Linked DNA regions of Homo sapiens: region 1 is linked to region 2. Evidence: read pairs that join two places in POLR2A ChIA-PET (ENCODE). Cell type or tissue: endothelial cell of umbilical vein. All regions are shown on one strand. Each heading gives the region's core, and the rest is flanking DNA. Links, peaks and the distances in the headings are about the cores only.

The links. ChIA-PET counts read pairs that join two places held together with the same protein. Peaks named below come from ENCODE experiments on the same cell type or tissue, not always from the same donor. Only the 100,000 strongest peaks of a DNase experiment are listed, where the experiment ranks them.
Region 1: POLR2A ChIA-PET joins it to region 2 with 6 read pairs; 2 of 35 experiments call an interaction of 5 or more read pairs at or near these places.

The regions. Positions count from the first base shown.
Region 1 is chr10:51,925,177-51,930,566 of GRCh38, forward strand. All of the region lies in intron 5 of PRKG1 (protein kinase cGMP-dependent 1), which reads left to right. Among named protein-coding and RNA genes, the nearest start is that of CSTF2T, 230 kb to the left of the region's middle. In endothelial cell of umbilical vein, for the core only: no CTCF peak of the experiment used is centred there; a DNase peak (open chromatin) is centred at 2,585.
Region 2 is chr10:51,736,115-51,741,504 of GRCh38, forward strand. The region is part of intron 3 of PRKG1 (protein kinase cGMP-dependent 1); the gene reads left to right. Among named protein-coding and RNA genes, the nearest start is that of CSTF2T, 39 kb to the left of the region's middle. In endothelial cell of umbilical vein, for the core only: no CTCF peak of the experiment used is centred there; no DNase peak of the experiment used is centred there.

The DNA.
Region 1 (5,390 bases), core at 282-5,281, 190 kb after region 2:
TGGAGAGGTATTTAGTGGGAGGTTTTTTTTTTGTCTGTTTGGCAAGAAGTTAGTCTGTGTTTATCATTTGTTGTAGCTGTAGTGTCAGGGGCTAAAATTCCCTCTGGTGTCCTTGTCTTTGACTCCTATTTTGTCTTTGAGTTTCCCTAGGAACTTGTTCTTAAATAGATTCTGAGGCTTATAGTCCTATAGCTTTAATATTGTTATACAGGAGCACTACTGATGTAGTGATAAAGTGTCAAGGGGATTTCTTCTATATTCCTGTGTTTAGGTGTCAGTATTTTAGCAAGCTGGAGTTATGCATACCCCTTTCTCCTTATCAAAGACTAGAGGGAACTGGACTGGGTATTTGCCTTCTTCCAGGTTGGTTAATCCTTGATAAAATCCCAGCAAGTTAGGCTCTGGTGAAATAATTTCCTTTGAGTGCAGGACTTGTTAAGGAGAACACAGAGCTCGGAATTTACTTCAAAAATGGTTATTTTCTCTTGAGAAAAAGTACAGATCACTTTTCCCCTAGATTTATGATGAAGACCCATTAGAGTTTCTAGGGATAAAACTGATGGAAGTGTGGAGTTGCCCCTAAAACTGAACCCCATAGTCTGTCTTTCTGATTTTTGGGGCAGCAGTTTGCTCTGTGACTTTATTTTTCTTATGAAGCTCTAAGAAATGCTATTGATCTTTAGTTTGTTCAGCTTTATTTTTCTTATAAGGATGAAAGTGTTGACTTACAAGCTCTTTATATATCAGACCAGAAACTACTTTTTAAAAAATATAAAATATAATCACCATCTAAAGCACTTAGCACAATGCATGGCATGTAGTGAGCACATATTTTTAGCTCTTACTGTTATTTATTATTATTCCATTGAGAAAAACATTTCCTAATAATAATGAAATGACAACATGATATGGTAGCATCACAAAAATCAATACATCTTTCTGAGCATATTAGAAATTATTTCTGTATGAAATAACAGGTTTAAGGAAAAAATTTAATGTGGTCAGAAGTGTGCAATCAAAATAATGAGATGACATTGGCATGAAGAACAAACTCGAGCTGAACGCTAGGCCAGATAACCTGTAACAAGAGAGAACAGTGAGGAATAGGAAAGAAAGTAGCAGAAACTGGGATTGAAGGAGTGTAAGTTTGGAAATAGAAAATGTGGTGAGGGGGATAATAGCCTCTGTAGATATTTGACCCGTAGCAGAATTGATTCAGCAAGCTTTGTCTTTTGTTTTCAAAGATGGTGCTTTCTGATGAGGATTGTTATTTGTACCAAGAGATGCTGCTGAACAGTTTATTCCGAGAAAAGCTGCCCTTTGGTTCTCAGCTGTCGCCACTGTTTAAAACAAAGCTGTCATGGATGTGTGGCTTGCCCCACCTCTTTGCTTCCCCACCCCTGATAACTGTGCATCTGCTTGCCCTGGGTGCTACTGCATTTTTCCAGCGGCTAGAATTGTCACAGCATTTGAAAAGCATGAGGAAAGCATTCCTCCTGTCCTGCCTGCTTGTAGACATATCAGTTTTCCATAGTTACGGCTTATTTTCTCTGAAAATTTCTTGCCTAGCATAGTTTTTTTTTTTTTTTTAACTGAATAACATCTCCTGAGTATCTCCCAAGTAGCTCTAGAAGTTTTGCTTGCTTCCAAAACCTCACGATCAGCAATTCTGCCATACCTTTTAGTGTTAAGACGATATGTAGTTCTACCTGGTAATTGTAAGTAACCAATTTTATATTTATAAAACAGAAAGCATTGCAGCCTGGCAAATGTTGGATCCCATCTGCACCATGAATTTTCAGTTTGTTCTAGACCTTGATTCCTGTATTTGTTTCCTAAATGGACTACTAGATTATATGAGTCACCTGGGGAAGTTGCTTAAAATATAGATTTCTAGAAGCCACCTGAGAATTACTGAAATGTATCAATAGATGATATGGTTTGACCATATTCCTATCCAAATCTCATTTTGAATTGTAGCTCCCATAATTCCCACATACTGTGGGAGGGACCTGGTGGGAGATAATTGAATCATAGGGGTGGTTTCTCTCATACTGTTCTTGTGGTAGTGACTGTGTCTCACGAGATCTGATGATTTTATAAGGGGTTTCCCATTTTGCTTGACTCTCATTCTCTCTTGTCTGCCACCATGTGAGACGTGCCTTTCACCTTTCATCATGACTGTGAGGCCTCTCCAGCCACATGGAACTGTGAGTCCATTAACCTAAAACCTCTTTTTCTTTATAAATTACCCAGTCTTGGGTATGTCTTTATCAGCAGAGTGAAAATGGACTAATACAATAGGGAAGGAGTCTGGAAACCTGCACGTTAAATAGTAACAGTAATATTGCAAGTCAGGTTACAGATTGGCAGCAGCAATCAAACATACACAAAAACATGCACATACACACACACTCATGCATTCACATGCTATAGAGTCCCACTTTATTTAGTTAAGGAAACAGGAACTAATGGAAGTGGGTGGCTAAAGACAGCAGGAATAAATACTTCCTATCTCTGCAGTGCTTTTCCCATGACCCCTCCTTCTATTACTAGGACTGAAAACAAAAGTTGACACTTCCCTCTCTCCTTGCACTTTTGTTATAAGATTTGTATTATCATTTGAGACTATGTTATTCTAAAATTTTGGCATTTCCATTTAAGGCAGGAGTCAGCAAATTGTTTGCCACCTGGTTTTATATGAAGTTTTTGAAGCTGATTTTGGCAGCAATGAACTAGACCTTAATTCTCTGGATACATTTCTGGCAATTATATCATGTGCCTTAAGGCAAGTACTAGTAGACTGTGGCTTTCTAGGCATATGAGTTTGTGACAACTTTCAGGAAACAGGTCACACTCTAAATCCAGATAGATGAGAAACTTCCTTACTGAATTGAAAAAGGTGTTTTAAGTGGAAATCAGGAGGCCTCCTGAGGCTTCTGTCATTACTTTCAGTGTCAGCTTCTTAAAAAGCTCAAGGGCCAGAAAGCTTGAGGTGGGAGAGAAAAAGTGTTAATAAAGAACAATTATGGTACACTCTGACTGACATTTGAATTTGTAATACTCCTTTCTAATTAGCATTAAAGCTTTCTCTATTTGAGGAAAAAGATATGTGACTGAACTTTAACTCCTAAAGAGATGTTTTAACAGCTGCTCACCATCCTAAGATGAATATCAGCAATTAGAACTATTATCGTTTTCTGTCATCATTATGGCTACTGTTATCAATCTTCAGCACAGAAAGCCATGATGCTAATGCTGGCTGTACCAAACTATGAAATCCTAATTACCATTCCATGCTCTAGAAAAGAAGCTATTTGTAAGAACAAAACAGCTATTAAGTGGAGGAGGGCATGGTAGACTTTTAGTGTGCTGATAATTTGGAATCACCAGCTAAAAGAATTCTGGAAAGTAACCCCTTCTTTCATCTGCTTCTTAACTGATTTTAAGGGTTATCGGATATTTTCCAAAGCAGTTTGGGATGGATATTGTATACTTTGACCTCTCAAATGTGGCTCCCACACTGATTTTGCAATCAGCTAATATCACTGTTTGATGACAATCAAAGAGCGTTCATGCATAATTACTGTTGACCCACAAAGAGATACAGTTAGTGGAAAAATGGCTCTAATATATAAAAAATAGTACATCTGTTACTGAGACACAGCCTTCGCAATTATATATAGTAGTCTAAAACGTATACTTCACTATTAAGTTATTTGATCAACTATTTTGAAACTACAGAGAATATTGCCCTTGGCCACTCACTCTTTACCTACTTTTATTTGATATTCAAAGAGAGTAATTAAATTGTTTATTCTAACTGTAGTCATAAATACACCCCATACCAGACCAAAACAATAACAACAACCATACTTTCAACATTAATGTATAAATCAAGAAAGCTGAATATAGAAGACTGAAACTAATTAACTTGCCATTTTACTTATCTACGTTTTTGTTAATCAAATAGGACTCACCCACCAATTGCTGAGGAGTTATCAATGGATCAAGAAGGAGTTTTATCAGTAATGTTAAGGCAAAACCCTCAGACTTAACACTATATCATTTTTCTTTAAGTGGAAGAGTGTTAAAAGGAAAGACTTTCTTTTGACCCCAGCTACATAATCTTCTTCCTAGCATTGCCTGACCAACATCTGAATTCCTTCCTTTTTTTTTTTTTTTTTTTTTTGAGACCAAGTCTCATTCGGTGGCCCAGGCTGGAGTACAGTGGCACAATGTTGGCTAACTGCAACCTCCACCTCCCGGATTCAAGCGATTCTCCCACCTCAGTCTGTGGAGTAGCTGGGATTACAGGCATGTGTCACCATGCCTGGCTAATTTTTGTATTTTTAGTAGAGATGGGTTTTCACCATGTTGGCCAGGCTGGCCTTGAACTCCTGACCTCAAGTGATCTGCCTGCCTCGGCCTCTCAAAGTGCTGGGAGTACAGGCATGAGCCACTGCACCTGGCCTGAATTCTGATATAAATGTAAAACACAGAAAGTTAGAGGGTCTAAAGCTGTGTTTCTCAGGTAAAATATGTTTATGAGAATTAACATAAATTCTAGATATTCTGGAGCTTCCTCTTAGAGGATACTACATATTGAATTCTAACAAGATTTTTTGACTTTTGTTACCGTTTCTCTAACTGACCTAGGGACATGTTATTTTCACCTTTTACCTATCTGTTGCACAGAACACCATGAAACGTACTGTGAGGATGCTGGTCTAGGTATGAATCTTTGTGTAATAAAGTTGGCTTCCACATAGAAGCGTTATTGGAAATCTCAGTTACTGTAAGGTAGCATCAGAGGTACTGGAAGAAAAGAAAGTGACATGATCTTAGGTAGCAGCATGTCTAGAGACCCAAAGTTCACTCCATGTGGTGGTATGTCAGAATTTCCTTCCTTCTAAGGCTGAATGAAACCTTGAGGACATTTATGCTAAGTGAAATAAGCTGGTTACTAAAACTGTATGATTCCACTTATGTGAGGCATTTAGAATAGTTAAAATTGTAGAGGCAAAAAGTAGAATGGTGTTTGAGATGGAGTGGGGGGAGGAAAATGAGGAGTTACTGTTTAATCAATAGAGAGTTTCAGTTTTACAGATGAAAAGAGTTATGGAGCTGAATGATGGCAATGGTTGCATAACAATATGAACATACTTAATGCTAGTGAGATGTACACTTAAAAATGGTTAAGATAGTAAATATTATGTCATGTATATTTTACCACAGTACAATTAATTAGAAAAAAAGAATGCCTTCTATTCTGTTGTAGATCTTTTTTTAATTTTAAAAGAACCTTTTTTTTTCCTCTTTTTTTTTTTTTTTTTTTTTGAGACAGAGTCTCGTTCAGGTTACAGTTCAGCGGCATGACCTCGGCTCAC
Region 2 (5,390 bases), core at 303-5,302:
CTCCTGGGCTCGAACGATCCACCTGCCTTGGCTTCCTGAAGTGCTGAGATTACTGCCGTGAGTCACCATGACTGGGAGTTATTTCTTGATTTTGTTTCAAAAGTTCTCAAGTGGTGGACATAGTGTCATCTGGCATTGGCTACTTTAAAAAAATTATTTATTATCATTATTATTTTTAAGTAATAGAGATGCTGTCTCAATATGATGCCCAGACTGGTCTCGAACTCCTGGGCTCAAACAATCCTCCCACTTCAGCCTCCCGAAGTGTTGGGATCACAGGCGTGAGCCACTGTGCCCAGTTGGATACTTTTATTAAACACATTCATCCCTCAATACTTTATTATGAAACATTTCAAACATATAGCAAAGTTGAGAGAAGTTTAGAGTGAATACTCATATACACACAATTTAGATTTTACCACTGACATTTTACTATACTTTCTTTATCACATAGTTATCCATCACCCTATTCATCCATAAATCCATCTTACTTTTTTTTTTTTTTTTTTAAGAGACAGGGTCTCCCCTCTGTTGTCCAGGCTGGAGTGCAGTGGCGCCTTCATAGCTCACTGTAATCTTGAACTCCTGGTTTCAAGCGGTCCTCCTGGATTCAAGCGGTCCTCCTGTCTCAGCCTTCTGAGTAGCTAGGACTACAGGTGCGCCACTACTACACCTGGCTAATTTTAACTTTTTTTTTTTTTTGTAGAGAAGGAGTCTCATTATGTTGCTCAGGCTGGTCTTGAATTCCTGGCCTCAAGCAGTCCTCTCACCTTGGCTTTCCAAAGTACTGGGATTACAGATGTGAGCCACACCACCTGGCCCATAAATCCATCTTACTTTTGATACATTTCAAAGTAAATTGCAGCTATCAGTTCACCATCCTTCAATACTTCAGCTTACATATTATTAACTAGATTATTAACAACTTTTAAAGATTATTTACAAACAGGTATATTTGAAGTTTATTATCAAGTACACTTTCAGCCTAAAAACCACCACAAATTTGACCACTGTGTACCTAAAGGAACTACTATTTGAATAAAGAAGTCTGGGAGCCTTCTGGCTACCTTGAGAAATCAGTTATGGTCTTTTCATCTTCCCCCACTCCCACATTCTTCCCCTGCCAATTGTTTTTCCATATAGCTACTGCTTCACATGCCCACTAGACACTGATGTAGCTCAAACGCTTTCTTACCGTTCATGGTATGATTCTAAAGAGCGTGTCTCTGCTTCTTCTTGTTCTTTCAACCCATCCTTCTTGAAAATGCCTATTATCTACTCAAAACAGATTGGAGAGAGTTAAAGCACTGATTTTGTTGTTGCCTGGTTTATTGCTTTCAATCTAATTGAGAGACGTTAAATGGCAGGGAGTCACATTGTTGTATTTCCCATTACATAAAGGGGTAGGTTTCACTGGTGTCGAAGGAATGACTGGATGTTGTCGGACAGGGACTCTCACTGCAGTTCATTGACTGTTGCTTGCCTGGTTTGTGCAAGTCATCTACAGAGCTATTAGAAAAGTTTCTGGTTCCTGCCCTGATCTCAAGAAATCTGGACTTCTGGTCTGGTAGGGAGCCTAGGACTCTATATTTTTATTTATTTATTTATTTATTTATTTATTTATTAATTATTATTATTATTATTATTATTATTATTATTATTTTCTGAGATGGAGTTTCACTCTTGTTGCCCAGGCTGGAGTGCAATGGCACCATCTCGGCTCACTGCAACCTTCATCTCCCAGGTTCAAGCGATTCTCCTGCCTCAGCCTCCTGAGTAGCTGGGATTACAGGCACATGCCACCACGCCTGGCTAATTTTTTTTTGTTTGTTTGTTTTTTGTTTTAGTAGAGACAGGGTTTTGCCATGTTGGCCAGGCTGGTCTCGAACTCCTGACGCCCACCTCCACCTCCCAAAGTGCTGGGATTACAGGCATGAGTCACTGCACCCGGCTGAATTCTGTATTTTTTAAAAGCTCCCAGGATTATTCTGATACACAGCAAATTTGGGGGAAATGAAAATAAGAGTATTGGTCAAACGTTGCCTGTTTCTTGCTGGTGATCTTCTCAAGTTATATATCCTCTTACAGTCCTCAGTGTCTTTAACTGTAAAGTGAAGAGGATGTACCAGATAGATATTACCTAGAGTTTTTTGTTTTCTAAATTTGTGCGCTCAGTTTAGTCCTTCAAAAGGGACGTTTGTAGGATCCATGTCTAGGAGAACAGAAGGAAAGATTGGAAATAGAAGAGCAAGTCACATCACCTGAGTTCAAATTCTATTTGTATGGCATGGTGCAAGTTATGTAATTGTAAGTTTCTTTTTCTCTAAGATGGGCATAGTAATAATTCTTCCTGCATGAAGCAGTTGCAAGAATGAAATGTGTGGCACAATATATGACAAATTCTAAACATTCAAAAAATGTTTTGCTAATTTGTTTTGTTTGCTGTTTTACATGGATGGAAGGGAATGGGAGGTAGATAGGTTATGAGAGGAGGAAAGACCTCCTATTAGTCTATATTCTGGTGAGAATGAGCTGACTGGGCTCTAATTTCACCTTGATCTTCACCACAATCTGTGTCCCTTGGCAAATCATAGCATCTCTGGGACTCCATTTATTGGACTGAGAAATGAAACAGTTTAGATGAAATAAACTTCAATCCCCCCTTTTAAAGTTAAAATTCTATTCTAATGTGATTCTGATAATTTTTCATGGCACTCCCTGATAGTGAATGCTGTGAATTGTAAAACTGATAATATTTCCTCTCTTTGTTTTGTCTTCTAAGTTAGCTTCAAGTTGTATTTAGGACCAAAAATAAGCAACTATGAAAGACTTTAGCAGAGCTGGCTTCCTAGATGTGCATTCTATGTAGGCACATAGGGCTCTACATTTAGAAGGGCCATGTTACTTGTTTAATGCTCCTAGTTTAATATTGCTGTCCTGAAATACTTATTTTTTAACAAGGAACCTTGCATTTTCATTTTGCTCTGTGCTCTGCACATTATAAAGTCAGTCCTGGATCTTAGTATATATTTTTCTATTTTAGCCTCATCGTAATTGCCATGCATCCTAAATTTATTGTCTTTTTTTCCCTAATTGCTCTGTGTGTGTTTTTTGAAATATCATATATTCATTTGGTAAATAGGCAGATAATGGATAAATAAGGACATTATTCTCCTATGAAGATTTGCTTCCCAAAACTCCTAGCTATATTTCCCTCCTAATGTCAAACCTAACAGTATTTACTGTTTGTCATTCATCTTGATACTAGGTTATATATTACCTTGCATCACTATCTAACTTTGCCTTGTGGACATCTTAAAACTTCTCAGGTTATTATAACCTCTTTGAATTTTTATATCCCCAACAATGCCCATCTTCATGGGTATTGCTCCTAACAGCCTCCCAGAAAAATAATTTTTGAATTAATATAACTAGAAATTGAATTGATTTAACCAGCTAGAAGAAGAAAGGAGGGGAGATCTCAGCAAAGAGAAGGAAAAGAGGAAAAGGACCCCAAAGGATGGTCACAGAAGATAATCATTTGTCATTGCTTGATTTCCATTCCAAAAACCACTAGGCCAGGCGTGGTGGCTCATGGCTGTAATCACAGCACTTTGGGAGTCCAAGGTGGGTAAATCACTTGAGTTCAGGAGTTTGAGACCAGCCTGGAAACATGGTGAAACCCTGTCTCTATTAAAAATATAAAAAATTAGCCAAGCGTGGTGGCGCATGCCTGTAGTCCCAGGTACTCAGGAGGCTGAGGTGGAAGGATCACTTTATAGTGCAACTGCACTCCAGCCTGGGTGACGGAGCAAAACCCTATCTCAAAACAAACAAAATAGTAGTACAGAGATTTTCAATATTTTTGGTCTCCAGAGCACTTTACAGTCTTAAATATGATTGTATACCCACACAGATATTTTTTTCTTTTGTGATAGAGTTTCACTCAATCGCCCAGGCTGGAGTGCAGTGGTATGACCTTGGCTCACTGCAGCCTAGGCCTCCTGGGCTCAAGTGATCCCCCCATCTCAGCATCCTGGGTAGCTGGGACTACTGACACACCACCACACCCAACTAACTTTTGTATTTTTTGTAGAGACAGGTTTTTTCCATGTTGCCCAGGCTTGTCTCAAATTCCTCCTGAGGTCAAGCAGTCCCTCTGCCCTGGCCTCCCAAAGTGCTGGGATGACAGGCTGGAAACATAGCAACTGGCCCCCACACAGCTTTTAATGTGGGTTATAGCTATTGCTATTATAGGGGAAGTTACAAATTTTTATGATAATTATAAGATTTTTTAAATAACAAAACTATTACATGTCAACTTAATATTTTTCATTGAAAATATTTTTTCTCAAACAAATTTTGTGATGAATGACATTATTTTATGCTTTGCAAATCACTTTAATATCTGGATTGATAGAAGACAGCTGGATACTCATATCTACTTTTCATTCTTTCTGTTGTGATATCGTGTAGCTTCTGTAAAACTCTACCCTATACTTCTGAGAAAATATTAGTATAAATGGCAAATAATGTTTTATGGTTGTTATGAAAATCATTTTTACTCCATGGACTCCTTTAAAATGTCTCAAGGACTCTAAGTGTTCCCTGGACCACACTTTGAGAACTGATTCAGTAGAGTGACATCTTGCTGCCATAATATTTTTCAGAATCAAGATAGTAAATTCTACACAGCTATCTCCATTCCTTTAGCTGAGGTAGGTGGAATTTCGCTCTGAGGCTCAAAAAATAGAATACTTTATCTTCATATTTGCCAACCTGCATTGATTGCCCATTGATTTGTCCCAAAACTGAAAAAAAAAAAAGCATCAAGAGATTTGAGAGTTTTTAAAGATTCTTTCTCTTCCTTGCTTGCATGTTATAAATGATGGACAGACGCAGAGAAGGAGCCAAGTGTGGGGACACCATCATACAATGCTAAGTTTCTGAATCGAGGTGATTTCATTCTATTATTTTTTAAACTTAATGTTGGGAAACAATGGGAGGTGGATCTGAATGAAACCTTTGGTGAAAAAAAAAAGACATTGAAATAACTACTGGAATAAATTACTGAGTCATTCTGGGTGTAAAATATACATTTTAATGCATATTTCAATTGCTGTAATTTGAAGATATGTATCATGCACTCAGTTTCAATTCATTACTATTGGGAGCTCTGCATTATCAAGTCTAGGAGTGCTACAGTTCACATTAATTATTCAGAATAATGTTATTGACAGGCTTTTATTATAGGTTATATTTAATTTTGGGGGTCCATTTTCTGCATTCCTTCTCTTTACTAAAATCTCCCCTGTTTTCTTCTTCTAGCCAGTTAAATCAATTCAATTTCTAGTTAAATTAATTCAAAAATTATTTTTCTGGGAGGCTGT